2 separate regions of the Mus musculus genome follow, and region 2 is linked to region 1. The links are chromatin loops, found by intact Hi-C in ENCODE. Cell type or tissue: heart. All regions are shown on one strand. Each heading gives the region's core, and the rest is flanking DNA. Links, peaks and the distances in the headings are about the cores only. Region 1 overlaps Hmcn1 (hemicentin 1). Region 2 overlaps Hmcn1 (hemicentin 1).

Region 1 (8,348 bases), core at 260-8,259:
AGGTGGCAACTCTGTATGTCATAATGAGTGCTATGCGGCTTAAGTTTGATATTTGAATTGTAGGGCCATCCAGGGATGAAGTATTTAGAACTCCCCAGAGACTGAGTGAACTTACAGGATCTTGTGAATTAGCTTGCTAATGATCACCCATGAAAAAGTTAAGATGCTTGGTCAATCAATTCTAGCTCCTACTTCTGTTTATCAGAAACTTGAAATTTCTTGTTGCAGAATTTAGATGATTTTTGTAGAGATGTCCTGTCTGATATCAATTTTGAGTCTGTATTCTGGGACTCCTTTAGCTAATTATGATTAGGCCTCACTAGTGAGAACATGAGCGGCAAGGAAATAATAAGTGGACCGTGAAAGTTCGTTGGCACTGTTTGCAGGGATGATCAGTTGGCAAAGTATTTTACCACCCTTGGTTGTGCGCTGTATTCAAGAAAAAGGGCTTGATGCGCTTGAAGCTTGTTTAGCTATGACTTTTTTCATTACCATTGACCTCTTCCTATTTAGAAAGAGTCATTTTGTTAAGTGTAATTTAGATTATTTTCCCTTGACAACTGAACAGTTCCAGGATGTTCTAGAATTCACAGTGATCTTCCTGTCTCAGTGTGTCAAGTGCTGGGTTACAAATACGGGCTATCAGACATGGCGGAGCAACTCTGCATTTTGTTAATTACATCAAGATGGATTCTGGCTGTTTTATACGGCAAATAGGGCATTGCATCCATAGTTGGTTTGCATGAAACTTTATACTCCTAAAGTCTGATGACAATTGAATAAATCCCAACTGTACGTGTATATCTCAGATATACACAACATGGATAAGTCCTGAATTCTTCCCATAACTGTTTAAATAAGAACACATGAGAGAGAAGTAAAAAAAATGTAACAGTTATATTGATCAGAAATATCACATACATAAATTCATTAACAGTAAATTGGTAAATTCCATTTTTCAGAGTTCATCTGGGTGGTGGTTCCATGAAAAAGTACTCAGACGTTTCAACATTGTTTGCTTATGGAAAACATTTGGCAGTTGTGTTAGCAAAGAGCAGTGTCAAAAATCTAAACGTTTCCCCCTCAACATCTGCATTTGTTTATTAAAAAACAAATCCACCCTACACCCCCATCTCTCAAACAAGTTTTGTCACGGAATGTTTTTCAATTCGTGAAATTTGATCTCAAATTTTTGTATATGTACAAGCTTAGTTTATTTGTTTATTTCATTTCCACATGTCTGACATCTAAGACTTTAGATAGGAATGATCTTAAAGCATTATTTAAAAAAAAAAACCCACAATCTAAGGGAAAAAGAAGCACTTTAGAGGTTCAGCCCTAAGAATGGCTATTAGAGAAACTGATAACCAAGAGCTATTAGAGATTGGCTTTACAGCCTATACCAAGAGGCATCGCTCCTGTCCTCTTGAAAGTGCTTTGTCAATTGAACTCAATATATTTTGCATGCTGTTCTCTACACCTCAATCTGCTTGAAATGGAGAAGTGTCCTTTTGGTAGAAGTACGTGAATGTGGGCTTATAAATCCAGGTGTTCTCATTAAAACTAGAAGACTGACTAGAAAGAAGGAAAAGACTCTCTTTTCCTTTCCACAGAAATGTATACCTGCATCCATATATGTCTTTATTAAGTTATTTTAACTTTGTTCTGAAGAAAAATGGTGACCATGCTGAAATAATCTACGGTATCTTCCTTCTTGGCACTCCTTATGCAGTTTCCCCTGTAGTACTCATTAAATAGCTCGAGGCTGCCTTAGTTAATGGGATTACATACCAGGGCATTTCCTTGAAATTTGTGAAGTACAAGACTTGGTATACGTATCAGTCCTGATCATAAAGGCTTCACTTCTGTTTAAGGTGAATCCTGATGAGGACTGCGGAGTACTCAGCCAACTGGAAACCTAGCCAGTCTGTAGGTAACATGCTGTTGCTACAGAAGGAGTTTGCTATCTAATGCAATTTCCAGGCCTCATCAGAGCAGTTTCTTAGTGCGTGAGAAGCAAGGAGTGCTGAGACTCACAGCTGGTCAATACACTGATAATAATAGATAATAAGTGCCCACAGACTGTTCAGCCACAACCAGTACATCTTTATCGCATCTCTCTCCAAGGCTTAGGGACCACAGAGAGAGTGGCAGTCAGAGGTCATGTATGACTGCTGTGAATCTTTCTTCTGGATGTGACACAGCCATTGCGCTCACAAACTCATAGTTCTGTTTACCTACACAAGATCAAGTGGGTTGATGTTATGATAAGAAAAGGGACACTCGAGACCTCACTCCTAACTTAGTACATAATCACAGTTGATGTCTAACAGGGAAGGGAGAGTCATATTTCTTCAGGGTGTGGCCCCTGGTAGTTTGCCCATGAACCATTGGATGGCCATACTCTATACACCATTGGATCCGCAGGCAAGCACACTAATTGAATGCACAGGGTTAAAACCAAACCAAACCAAACCAAACCAAACCAAACCAAACCAAACCAAACCAAACCAAACCAAAAAAAAACAGACTGAGTTGAAGTTGGGCGTAGGATGTGTTCAGAGGAGTCCAGGAGCATCATTGGGGAGGGTGGATATTCCCAGAATGCCTTGTATCCATCTATGAAACTCAACATATAAAATATGCTAATAAATTCACATCTACTTAATAATGCCTTATTTTTTAGACAGAAATTGCGACAATAAACTGAAACAGCCTGTTGTACTTTGTCTAATGTATTTGACCAATTTGCTCTCAATAAACATCTTGTTACTGCAACATTAATTTTTGTGTTATAGTTGGTGTGTTTTGAAAAACTTAATACAAGTGTACACCCACATGCTTAAATCAATGAGAACATCTAAAACAGATTGGATCATCTTGAAAAATGGTTGACTTGGAATAAAGAACTATAATCCAAGCTCACTGGTACTGTCTCATTACCCAAACAACAGTGACTCATTGTACGCAACTCCAAGAGAAATGGAAACGATTTCTTATTTGAAATAGCTTTTATGTAGTCATGTACTTTGGTTATCTGTTCATTATATAACACATAATATTTGAGACCCTAGAAGTAAAAACTGTTTGATGTGTTTTGCATGGATAAAGAAAGCCACTTGGGAGCTCTGCTTTTGTTTGGAGTGCTGGGCTGGAATCCAGGGCTTCATGCTTTCAAGAGCATCACCATTGAGCCATGGCCCCTGGTCCTTCATTTTGGGAGCTTTTAAAGTTAAATATTTAATGCAGATATTAGGTTTTTGAAGAAAAAGTGCTATTTTATATAAAAGAAGAATAATGAAACAGCTTGCTAAATAGTTGAGGGAGAAAGCATTGAACATGACTTTGGCAATTTAGTTGTCCAAGGAATTGCCGCTTGGTTCTTAACTATCTCCGCCTTGACATTTTCTTGGACTCTCAACACACAGATGTACAAGCACACATGCACATACTCTCTTTATTAGTGTGTGCATCATGCTCAATAAGGTGAAGTCGGGACTCCTCCCTTTTAATGAAAGAGAGTGTCTAGCAGTCCGTGCCCAGGCTTACAACAGTGCGGTTTCGTAGCTCTCAGTGCTGCACATTTTCTCTGTAAGCGTACATGAGTGTAGTTTCCAAATGCTTCTCTTATGAGAGCATTTCCTGAAGGCTTCCTCACCGCATCTGATTGAAGTTTATAGCAACAACCTGAGTGGGCATTTGTTCAACTTTTCTCCATAACTACGCTATAAACACCACATCAGTCCTGTTAGTTCTGATTTCCAAAGCCCGACATCGAACTTGACCCATAACAGAAATATCAGTTGATATTTGTATGGAACAATAAAAAAATTACATTCTTATTTATGTAACTTTAATTTATTTGTTAAAATTAAAAGATGTTAAGGGATGGGTATTAATTTCTAATGTTTTATTTAATGGTATAGTTAAAATGTATACTTTATATTGACATTCCTTAAAATTTTCTACTTAGTAAGTGCAAAATCAAATAATTTGTGATTGAAATTTTTTGAAGAGAAATTTAGTTCAGTAGCAGAGCGATTTTCACATAATTTCACCTTAAGATGTTTTCTTTAAAAGAAGAATCAAATTTTAATTGCTTTTGGAAAGTGTACCTTTCGAAGTGGCTTTTGAATAAACGTAAGTTTAGTAAGACTAATGTGACCGAAGGTTTCTAGCATGGATCTAGAAGGACCAGCAGGTGGCGCTGTATTCCAATACAGAGTAAGAAATGGAGTCTTCCAGAGGGTGGACTCATTTGGTAAAACCAAAAATTCTATCAATAATTTTACAAGAAAATTTATACAGCACTCTATGAAGCCCATATATTAATTTATACATGGAACATAAAAGTTATTTGAAATTTGGAAGGAACGCTTTTTCTCTTTTGCTTTTATTGTTTCTAGACTTAGCTCTGCTGTCATAGACAGAGGTATAATTATACCAGATTTTATTTTATTTTCTTTCAGTGTATACTAATAAGATGTACCAGGAGCTGGAGTAAATGTTACTGCAAGCAATGGTTAGACTTGGCTTCAAGAAAATGTGACCACAGAGTGGATGTATTCCATATAGATTGACAGGGATTTTGATGGTGTTAATTCATGTGTGTTTGCTTAACATGTTACTTCTACTTTTATTATATTTAATTCACTCTAAAAGGGATTGCATATTTTGCTCTGAGTGATAAATGTAATTCCAAGACATAAAAATTATTTACAAATTTTTATTTTTATATTTTCTTCATTAATGAGCTTGTGAGAATCACAATCAAGTAGGAGTCTTCTGAGTACACACTATATTCACTATCCATAATGCTCAGCTCTGTGAGTACATACTATATTCACTACCCATGATGCTCGGCTCTGTGAGTACATACTATATTCACTACCCATGCTGCTCAGCTCTGTGAGTACACACTATATTCACTACCCATGATGCTTAGCTATGTGATTAGATAGAAAATATCCCAGGAAGACTTGTTAAATGAGAGCGTGCATTTAGATCCTACAAGAACCTTAAAAAATCTCTGTTCCATGAGATATTTACTAAAGAAGCAGTTTTGCTAAAAAATCAATTCAAGAGATCTCATTCCTAATGTCCATAATAGCATGCTTGACTAGGAATAACCAAACCCAACCCAACCCAACCCAACCCACCCAACCCAACCCAACCCACCCAACCCAACCAACCCAACCCAACCCAACCCAACCCAACCCAACCAACCCAACCAACCCAACCCAACCCAACCCAACCCAAACAACCATCCAACCGACCACCTAGCCTAATTGTTCATTAGGCAAATATTTAAGCATCCCCTAACTTTAAAACTATGTGTACAGTAATGTTCAGGGGTCAATATTACAGCTTGCATCTTAGTGCACCCTAAAAATTCTTAAGTTTAGGGATTGAGTCACAGACTAGCACTATCCCAAGTTGTTGGAGCCTTTAAGAAGCAAAGCCTCATGGGAGGGCTCCAGGTCACTGGAGGATCCAGTCTCTCCTTTCTCCTCTTTCTTCTTCCTTTCCACGAAGTGAGCACTTGTGTATTACACTATTGTGTGCTCCTTCTGTGGTAGGTTACCTCCTCCCAGGTCCAACAAGCAACAGAGTTAATCAGTTGTAGACTGTGGCTTCTCAGACTGAGAACCTAAGCAAACTTTTTATTTATTTTTTAAATATAACTTAATTGTGTCAGGTTTTTTGCTACAGTGAAAGAAAAAAAAAACCCCTCATATAGTAAGTATAACTAACAGCAGTGCTATTAGTCTTTCCCATCCTGCCAAGAATTCAAGGACTAAGTTTTACAGAGGCAAAAATTGGAATCAGGAGGGCAAGACATTCTTTTGACATATCCTGAAAAATAATATGAGTTGTTTCCCATTTTCAGGGGATGAGTTACTAGTCAGAGAGGAAAGTTAAAGGACTCAGAAAGAGCAGAGTTTAGGCAGCTACTAACAAAGATCTTTCGACCCTCATGCTCACCTGACTTCGTAGAATGGATAATGATGCTACTTGAACGTTTGAAGAGCAGTCATTGCATGTTGAAGCACTCAGTTGACTATTTCCACACCTCTAGGGATGCTTGTAATATCTTAGTTGACTAAAAAAAGGTAACCAGAATTTCATCTTACCATGTCTGGATGCCAGCTTCCAACTCTCACAGCAAGTTCATTCCCATAGTAACTTCCAACATAGGTCAGTTTATTGGATCCAGGCTAAGAGATTAAAACTGTTTATTTATCTCCACTTTGTCCATCAGAGCATAAGTTTTAGATAATGATGTATGACTAGGATGCTTGTGCCATCTGTATCTGATTAGCAATAAAGGCAGCTTGGAACATGAGGTGGAAAAACCAGTGGTCAGCATTGGGTAACATCCTAGCAGGGCTGACTCAGTACCACTGCCCTGGTGTGTGGGTTGAGGCATTTAAGTACATTTTGTCTTAGGAGTTTTGAAAACGTCATTAGGGCAAGCACCTGGAATTGGTTCTATCTGGGGAAAGGCCAAGAGACAGAAAGGGAAAAGCAGAGAGAGCTTCGGCATGGACACTGTAATGTTTAAGAGGGGGCGGCTGAGCACTGATACTACAATCCCAGTCTTAATGGTCTCTTGCTGAAACCTTCCCTTCCACATGGGAAGAGTCACAGAGGGAGAGATTGCTGCTATCATTCTTATTTTATTTTATTTTATTTTATATTTTTGGCATGCTTGTATTTTCATGTCTTGGTGTGTAATAGAATCAAATTTGTAGTTGATAATAGAAGCTCAGTGGATTTGTGAATAAATTATTGTAATGACTTTTCCAAAAGACTGTTTTGTGCAAAGTGTTTACTGAGCATGATGGGAGAAAAATGTTAATAAAAAACTCTACTTAGCCCAGATTCAACAGGGTATATACTATAAATATTATTACAGTATATGTATTTATGATATATTTATACTATATTATGATATTATATATACACACACATATATGTATGTATATGAATATTCCCAAGGGTTATAGATTTGCATGGCACCCAAAGTCCTTCTAGCTGGGAGGCAGGAGTACTTATAGTGCTCCCTAGAACTAATAGAATCTAGCTTGTTCTTAAGGAATACAGTCTATAATAGGCAGCATTATGTTTATGAATATTTTGTGTGTATGTGTGCATGCATTTATATGTATGTGTGTGCATGTTTGCACGTGTGTATGTATGTGTTTGTGCATGTGTGTATGTGTATATACATGTGTGTGTATGTGTATGTATGTGTGTGTGTTTCAGGTGAATCCAGGCTGAGGTGACAGCTGGAGTCAAGTAAAAGTGGGTGTGGAATCTTCTGGACTTAACTACAAAGCAAATGGAAAGATCAGGCTTGGTGTAAGGTATGTGAGGGAGACAGGGCAGGAGGGAAGGTTGACGGGCAATCAGGACTACACTACAGAGAGCTGGCAAGGCCAGGGTAAAGCAGCTTATATTTTAGCTAGCAGTGAATTTATAGAGAAATAGTGGTTTGTACATTCATGAGTAGTGTTCGATTCTAAAATCTTAAGGGTCACTGATGGCAATTTTCTCTTCTTGGTCCGTTACATGACTTACAAATTGCTGATTTGATTATTTCGATCACAAATTCACAAGCGGATGTGTAATGCTTCCTACACATGGTTTACAAAAAGGCCTAGGAAGGGTCTTTTGCCTTTGTCTCCCAATATTCAGTTTTTTTTCCTTTAGCTTTTGTAACATGGAAAGGGAGATGAAGACGACTACATATGGCCAATCCACGCCACGAACACAGCAGCTGCTTTGGCCCATAGACCCTCAGAAGTTGGCAGAAAAATTTAGCCAGTCCCTTGTAGTTTTTTTTTTTCTTGTTTGTTTATTTCATCTCTTGTGTTTTGTTTTCATGTTTGTGTTATACCCTTCTTATTATTCTCCTCAGTCCCTTCTTTATCAGCTGTCCCCCTCCTGTCCAGTGTTTTCTTCAAAACTCAGACCATATGTTCTTTCCTTGGGACTTTGCCAGAAACCTCACTTCAACTTCCCCATGTCTGACAGGCAGGGCACAATCCCAACCACACCTGGTTCCTCACGATTCTTTCAGGGCACGGCAGTTACCTTTAATTGTAAGAACTGATAAATCATTTCAGCTACTGGACGTTCTTTTACAGCCCTGGTGACGACACTGGTTTCTGGCCCCTACATGTATGGAGCACCAGAGGACAGGCTTGTCGTAGGATTTTCAAATGCCAGAACATGCTTCAGTTGTATTGAATGGAGTTGTTTGCTTCTTTTCTCTAGCGCCTTCTATTCTTTTCCTTCTGAATGACATAGCTGTTTGCACATGGTGATTTCACTCGCACTAT
Region 2 (8,348 bases), core at 138-8,137, 160 kb after region 1:
GACTTAGGAGATCTCGAGTTGAGGCCCTCAACATTCCTCAGTATTGACCCTCTCGTGGGACTTTTGAAGATTCAAGAAACACAAGATCTGGATGCTGGTGACTATACCTGTGTAGCCATCAATGAAGCAGGAAGAGCAACAGGCAGACTAACTCTGGATGTAGGCTGTAAGCTTTCATGGCCACTGGTCACATTTTTTTCCTGAAACTGAGTTGTTATTTTTACATGTTGATCAACTCTGAAACAACTTGGCAGAAATGTTTGTCAGAATGGCAAAATCTAGCATGGGCATTTCAGGTGACCAACTTCATAAATGTGGTGAACAATTGCTAGGAGCTTCCAGTGGGACAAGAATGTCGCCTGGTTTTGCCCCATTAAGCCAGTGGGTCTCAACCTTCCTAAGGCTTTGACCCTTATTCAAGTATTAATACAGTTCTTCATTTGTGGTGACACCCAACCATGAAATTATTTTTGTTGCTACTTCATAACTATAATTTTGCTACTGAGTGGTGTCTCAGAAATATGTGTTTTCCAATGGTCCTGACCCACAGGTTGAGAACTGTTGCATTACATTCTCAAACACCCCCTCCTCTGGTACACACACAAAAGGAGATGCTATGGTTATGTCCACTACAAACTTAGGCACACTAAACTCAAAAAATGAACCATTTCTTGAGGGCTGCAGAGTGTGGGAGGGGCAGGTCCTGTGTATTTGATTGCGAGTCATCTGACCTCAGAGACTGTAGGCATCAACGATGTGTCATCTACTGCCATTTTCTTGTCAGTGGCCATCTATTAGGCCATGAGATTCCCAATTATTAACATCTGGAGGTCAGAAAAGTAGAGTTTGGCCCTAAACCATAATCCAGAGATTTTGGTGGCAGAAAAGGTATCAGATTGTGTTTTGGTTTAGTTTCAAAAATCCACTAAAAGTTACTCCCCTGTGTATGAACTAAAGCACTCACTACAAATGAGTCCAGTCACCAGGAGAAGGTAAAGTGTGTCACTGACAACTGCATTTGTGTTCTCAGGAAAGTTGGGTCTCACTTCACCCTCTACGTCACATCTCTTTAGAAAATAATGCAAACCAAAACAAAAATTCTCCACACAGTATTGTAAAACCAGAAATAAAACAGAGCTTGTTTTTCATGGAAAAGAATGTGGCAGCTTAATTTCAACCGATAGTTAAATATTTACATTTCTTTAAACTTGTAAAGTATGGAATGTCACTAAATTGTGTTTTCTTTTCTGTATGTTATGTACATTTTTTTTCTTGCCATGCTCAAGCTGCTTTTTTAAACAAGAGCGAGGAAAGCTAATCTTTTACAAACCATTTCGATTCTATTATCTTAAGCCTTTAAGTGAAAATTACAGCCCCGTGTGCTTGATATTTTGTTTCATGGGAACAAATTTTTTCCCTCCCTGGGACCTGTTATGATCCTGGTCCCTTGCCCTTGGCTATCTGTTGAACACTATTCATTCCTGCTGCAATTTTAATATAGAAGGTTGGAAGTGGCACAAAGATTACTATACAGTGTGCTGCAAGATGTCGAGGTTGATGTTTTAATGAACTCTGCCATTCTTCAGATAAATACCTTGGAAATAGGTTTGGGACTGTTGGATGGAGCTGGGGTCTCTGACTTTTCTGGATGACTTTCAAATACACTGATGATTGTGGAAATGTAAGACTTTCAAGTGAGGAAGCCCATTAGATCCAGAAATCTTGATTTTAAGAAACACAATAAGGGTAAAATTTCAATTCCTAGCACCTTCCGTTCTGTCTCTCACCGATTTCCACAGAGATATTTTATGTTTGCACAACATTCTTTTGCCTGTTCCAGCTCTACAGGGACAGAGAAGTGGCCTGGGCAACGACCCACTTAGAGGCTTAGAAAGTCTGTGAATTGCATACATCTTTTCTTACCGACTGTTTCCTTCTTAATTTATTTTCCTTTTCATTTCTGCATTTTCTAGATTCTCTCTACTGTCCAGCCATGCACCATATAAAGGCTAGTGATACCTCTTCTTGATGTCCCATGGTGATATCTGAGTGACTTTTCTCATTACTAAGACAAAAATACTAGACTAAAACCATTTTAAGGTGAAGGAGTTCACTTAGCTTCCAGTGTGAGCATACATAGTCTATGGTGGCAGAAGAGACACAGCAGCAGGAGCAAGAGGAGGATGGCCTCAGTGAGTCTGTGGCTAGGAAGTTGTGACAGAGGAGTACTTGCACCCAGCTTGCTTTGTCCTTTATTACTGAGACCTCAGTTCATAGTGCCATATATATTCAGGACAGGTCTTATACCTTCCATTAAGTCTCCCTGGAATCATCCACAAAGACGTACCCAAGTGACTGAAAGTGCACTTAAGTGGACAGAGAGCCAGAATAGCTGGATTTGGAAACTTTCCAACTAACATTTCTATCTATTCTTCACTCTGTAATTGGAGCTGAACTTTGACTTCAAGATCCTTACTCTTCATGGCTCGTCTAATGCAATCATCTTCTACATTTTGATCCTGGTAATTACTCTGAATGAACCATTAACAAAAGCAAGTCATCTACTTTCTGTGACTTTGACCATTGCTAACAGTTGGGAGATAACTTAATATTGAAGTTGGCACTTTTGTTATACCTTAGCATATCCATATTCTTCATTATATCATTCTGGGGGCAGCACATAAGGTTTCATTAGACTGACCTGCCCACGGGGGACCACGGTTACACGTGATGGCATCTCTACAACAAGCTACGGTTGTAGGGATGACTGTGATTTTTATTATGAGGTTTAAAAGAAAACATATTATGGATCAAAACTTTCTCCAGAATTAATATAATGGTTAAGAATATAGGCACTTGAGAGAAAATGGGTTGCCTTCCTGACTTTCTTTACTTTATAGATATAAATGGCTACTTTATAGGTAAATTGAAAAGATGAAATGAGATTATTATCACTTACATACACCCAGCATGATAACTATTACCTATGGGGCTGGTAAATGCAAAACTTATCCTCATGTGTGTAGTGGTTATTTTCTTTCTTTGAGTCTCAAACATCATATTGGAATGCATACATTAAGTGATACAATATTCAAGATTAGATTTTGGTCTTTTAATGTGAAATTCATTATTTCAATTTGACTTTTTTTTTTAAGAAAGGGCTTGAAAAAAGTTAAGTACTAAGCTTAGTAGTGAATAAAATTATTCATTTGAGTTCCAAAATGATTGGGCATATTTCTGAATTGCTCGTGACTTAAAAACAAAAGCATGCTTTTATTCATGTCATATGGCTCTTAGGGCTTTTGAATTGTTTAGGGTGGGGCAGTTACCTCACAGCAGCAATACTAGAACAACAACAAAAAAATCAACAAAAGGGCTGTTTGATATCCTTCTTGAGTTTTAACTTATTGTAGCAAGCATCGTTTTTTCTGTTTCTCATTACCATGGCTTTACGTGATGGACATTTCAGGTCACCAGGGAAAGTTACCAATGCTTCTCATCCCTTGTAAAGGGGGTCGTGAATTGTGAAGTCATTTGGAAGAAGAGAGGATTGGAAACATCAAACAAAAAGTTGGTCTGGCAGGATTTTTTTTTTCTCTAAGCATTCCACACCACACAGGGTTTGAGTCTTACACTGTGGTTTTGTGGTTTGTGATTTGATGGAACCAAAGCAATGTGTCTAGTCATTTAAGGAAAGAAAATCTCTAACTAACATAATGCAAGAGTTGCCACAGAAGGAATATAGATTTAACCGTGTTGGGGCAAGGAAAATAATTCGGAACAGTGTTTAGAGCAAGATGGCAAATTTGTTTATGACATATATATATGAGTCTATGTTGTCATAGTTATCTCTGAAGACAGTAGAATACACTATGGTGTTAGCCCATGCATATCTCAATGTGCTACACAGATGCTTAGGAAATCAACAGGAATCACACATTATCTTAGGAGGCTGCTTGCTGCATCAAAAGTTAAACTAAATGCAAACATCATTAGTTTAGGTTATTCTTTAGGAGGACTAAGACCTAATAAATTAACTATAATTTTCACGTTTAATACAATTAGTTTTTAGGTAGTTTTCTATGGTCCATGATTAGTAAAGATGGATCATACTACTATTACTTAACGTATGACATACTACTATTCCTTTTTGTTCAGAGAAATTAAACTTGGGAAAAGGCTGAAGTGACTTTCCCAAGATCACAAACCAATAACAGTGGGACTGCCCTTTGAAATCACTCTGTGGGAATTACCCCTTCTGAGTCATACACACACTCTCTTCAAAACAACAAAACAAAACAAACACCACCACTATGTACTGACAACCACTCAACACTGCTCTTCTGGTCTCCTGTTTCAGTGATCTAGTCACGACTCATTCCACCCCCCCCCCCCCCACACACACACACACAAAGAACCTCACTTGGAGGCTGTGTTGGCCACAGTCAGGAGGAGGAAGTACTTAAGTCTTCTTGGCTCAGCTAGGAGCTGCTTCATTTTGGAAGTTTGTTTGTGGTGGACGTTGTTTTGGCTGCTCTTGCAGGCCTGGTGTTCTCATTTGCTTCTTGTTTTGAGACCCAGTGTGGATGTTCCCTAATCTGATGTCTGGTGCCTGATGCTGTTCAAGAATCTACTTGCAATGCATGATTTCTCCCATCTTGATTAGGTTTGTGGGTGTAACTTGAGTTTGCTCTTTTGCTATGAATCCAGATTTTCCTTCTCCATTACTTTCTCCATAACATGCTAGAGTATCACTTTTCATTGATAATTATAATTTAACATTTTAATAAAAGGGAGGTTTCTCTTCCCTGAGTTGGTGGATTTCATAACCACCATAACCAAGTCTTCTCTATAATCTTTTACTGTTTTTAAATTTATTATTTAGTCCATTGCAACATTCCTCTGCCTAAGACCTGGGCCTTGTACAGTTTGAGACTTTTAGACTTAGCTTCCCTCTTTTCATAAAAATATTTACATTTTATAATATCCTCCTCCTCCTCTTCCTCCTCCTCCTCCTCCTCCTCATCATCATCATCAAGATAGGTTCTCACTCTGTAGCTCTGTCTTGCCTGAAACTATTTGAACAGGCTGATCTGAAATCACAGAGATCTCTCTGCCTCTTGAGTTATCACATACCACATCAAGCTTCATGTTTTAGATTAATTGACTATGTTCACTCTAGAAAGAATTAAATTATAGAAATGAAATAAGCAAAAAATGTGTTACATTGTGAACTATATTTAAAATATCTACTGGTCATTTTTATAGGTTGAATTCATATGTATACATACAAATTAAGAAAAACTATCTAAACAGAGGTAAAACATTCTCTTCTCAAAAACATCTTTTTCAATTGTTTTTATCTTAAATTTTGTAAGAAGGCTTTTGAAATTGTCTTTTTCCTTTCGAAAGTGCAAGTTCAAATGTAATGTGGTGAGGTGTCTCTACCACTTTCTTATACATAAACACAAATTTGAATTGTTACCATAGCTTTCCATGATAACTCAATAATTCATTCACTAGTATCCAGTAGCCACATACAATGTACCATGTATATGTTAGCTACTGTTAAAGGATGTGTGTGTGTGTGTCTATATATATCAAAAAGGGAAGTCACCATGCCAATAAAGAGGTGATGTCATTGAGGGGTGTCCCTTGGAAACTGGGTTAAAGGGTTGTCAGTATTTCAACAACAGACATTACACTTGCAGGAGAGGTGATAACACAAGCTACAACGAGAAAAGTTGGTTCTGCTGTGGAGAAGAGCCAGGATTGCTGACTGGCCACAAGCCAGGCTCTGTGTAGTACAGGAAACAATGCACACAAAGCTGCAGAGTGAAAGGAAGTCTATTCCAGGCTAAAAACAGAACCCCAGCACTGGTGGAGGACAGCTGTATATCCAATCTGCAGATGTGGCTGAGAAGGAAGGAAGTGATGTCTACATCATTCTTTAAAAATGAGACTGCTAACCAGTATGCCGAGGCATAGCTATTAGAACATGTAGAGACAACTCTGAGGTGTAAACTAGCTTCTAATCTTCTCTTCCTCATATGATTCCATTGACACTTAGCAAATCAACTACGTTTCTGTTTCCTCATCTATAAAACCAGAGTGGGGTTGTAGATTGGAAACCACTGAAATTATTTGACAAAAGCCTTGGCTCTGAAAGTGATAGCTGTTGCCCTTGGTTACCTGGATCCTTGCTTGACTTCCAGCTTAACATCTCTTAGAACTTTATATGAGTAGGTTCCTCACACTGCTTCCAATAGCATCCCATGTGTTTATTCTTACCTGATGTCTCAAATATTATTATTCATCAGCTTCTGAGAGTCTCAGCCCTGGGTGGTTCCCAACAGCATCCTCCTTATATTGTAGACCTGTGTTATACTGGAGAAGTGTGTTCATCATAGACCTCAGGGTCTTCGTCTCAGTCCTCCTAGTTACCGGAATGATGTGAATCCCCAGATTTCTTCATATGTCTCAGTTCTCCTTAAGATGCTAAACACTTCCTACTCTCTCTTTACCAAATGCGTTCTGCTATTATAACTTACATGATTGATTCTCAAACTTACACTTCTCTGACTTAAAAATTGAGCTATAAGGAGCAAGAATACAATACCAAACATACTTACACTTCAGTAATAAATATTGTTATTATGTCTGATGGGGATTAGTGATTAAACACTTTGGTACAAATTAAGTTCATTTAGAAATCCAACCAACAAGTTTTTTATGAATAACAGAAATATTATATTTCATTATAAACTCAGGATTGTTTAAGGTTTGAGCACTATAAAATATACTCATACTGAAAAGAAATTTCTGTAATAGTTCTTTCTAAGATGGTCACATCACCTACATCTGTAGGGCAAAGATGAGTGTTTATTTTAAGAGTTAATTTATAATGAAAAATGCATGCCTGTCATATGAGAGTAGCTATAGGGTAAATTTACAATATTTTATGAATAATGATTTGTTCAACCTGTTGACGACCTAATAAGGTTTATTCTTAATATGTCCACATTTTCTGCCAGTGACGTTTTTCTCTTGTCCCTTCCAGCACCTCCGGTTTTCATACAAGAACCTTCTGATGTGGCCGTGGAAATTGGCTCCAATGTGACATTGCCTTGTTATGTTCAGGGTTATCCAGAACCAAAGATCAAATGGCGTAGGCTGGACAACATGCCAGTTTTCTCAAGACCCTTTTCAGTTAGTTTCATCAGCCAGCTGAGAACAGGAGCTCTCTTTATTTCAAGTAAGTTAAAGTGTGTGTGTGTGTGTGTGTGTATTTGTGTTTATGTGTATAAATTTGAATATGTGTATTTTTTGTTTATTACTTAGTTTGCTTTTTGTTTTTCTTGTTTTTAAACAAAGACTCAGTATGATATCCCAGAAGTGCTTTGGGCACTTGATTTTCTTGTCTCAGCCTCTTGAGGGTCACCATGCCAGGCTGTATTATATACAAATATGGATATTCATATTTTGCTATTTAATTGGACATGCTTGGCTACAATACTTATAAAATTAAAATCACTCCCTTACTTAAAAAATCTTATCTTGGTTTTCTTGCTGCTCACCAGCTACGAATGACACTTTAAAGGCTTTAGGCTTCAGCATCCTACCCCAACTATTCCCAATGCTTGTGTTAACTTCATGCCTTCCATAATGTTCTTCATAATCTTGGAAACCAATTCCATGCATTTGTTTTACCTATATAATAAAAATTATATCAATACCCAGCACACAGTAAAGAGAAAAACAAGAAAAGCAATTTGCATTAAAATGTGGCTTTATGTGTGAATATGCTTTGTCTTGGCACCATGCGTGCATGCTTATACAGCTTCACCAACCCCACATCCTCATGTAGAACACGGCATCCAGTAGCTTTTCTAAGTGGATGAATAGGTGTGTCTTCTCCTTAAGCAGAATTAGGCTTCCTGATTATAAATATACGTCAAATCTACAAAGTCTAGTGGAGCCTTCGAAATCCTTGCCAGACTTTACTTCTCTACAAACCTTCTCCACGAATCATCCATCTCTTTCTCGTTTCTTGTTCCTTAAATGCTAATACATTCTTCCTGTCACTAGACAACTAAACCGTCCCCCGCACAAAGAATAGAAGTGTACCTGAGGTGACATAGCTCCTTACCCTTTAAATAGAACCTGATTTTCTTCAAGCTGTGCTTCTGATTTACAATTCACGATGAGTAGACTGCTCTTCCTAGCTTCTAATTGCTCTTTATATTATTTGACAATATTGGAGAATATAATTTATTATGACATTTCTCCCTTCCCTTTCCAACTGTCCAAACCCTCCCACAAACCCCTACTGTTTCTCATTCAAATTC

Evidence for each region. A loop is a pair of places that touch in the nucleus more often than their neighbours do. Peaks named below come from ENCODE experiments on the same cell type or tissue, not always from the same donor. Only the 100,000 strongest peaks of a DNase experiment are listed, where the experiment ranks them.
Region 2: a loop joins it to region 1, with 2.3 times the contacts of the local background. A loop is called at or near these places in 4 of 42 quality-filtered maps.

Annotation. Positions count from the first base shown.
Region 1 is chr1:150,916,333-150,924,680 of GRCm38, reverse strand. All of the region lies in intron 1 of Hmcn1 (hemicentin 1), which reads left to right. Among named protein-coding and RNA genes, the nearest start is that of Hmcn1, 73 kb to the left of the region's middle. In heart, for the core only: a CTCF peak has its summit at 4,196 (motif pointing right); no DNase peak of the experiment used is centred there.
Region 2 is chr1:150,757,175-150,765,522 of GRCm38, reverse strand. Hmcn1 (hemicentin 1) reads left to right here. Exons shown (of 107, transcript NM_001024720.3): 15 at 8-166; 16 at 7,061-7,255. Among named protein-coding and RNA genes, the nearest start is that of Hmcn1, 230 kb to the left of the region's middle. In heart, for the core only: no CTCF peak of the experiment used is centred there; DNase peaks (open chromatin) are centred at 4,522 and 5,792.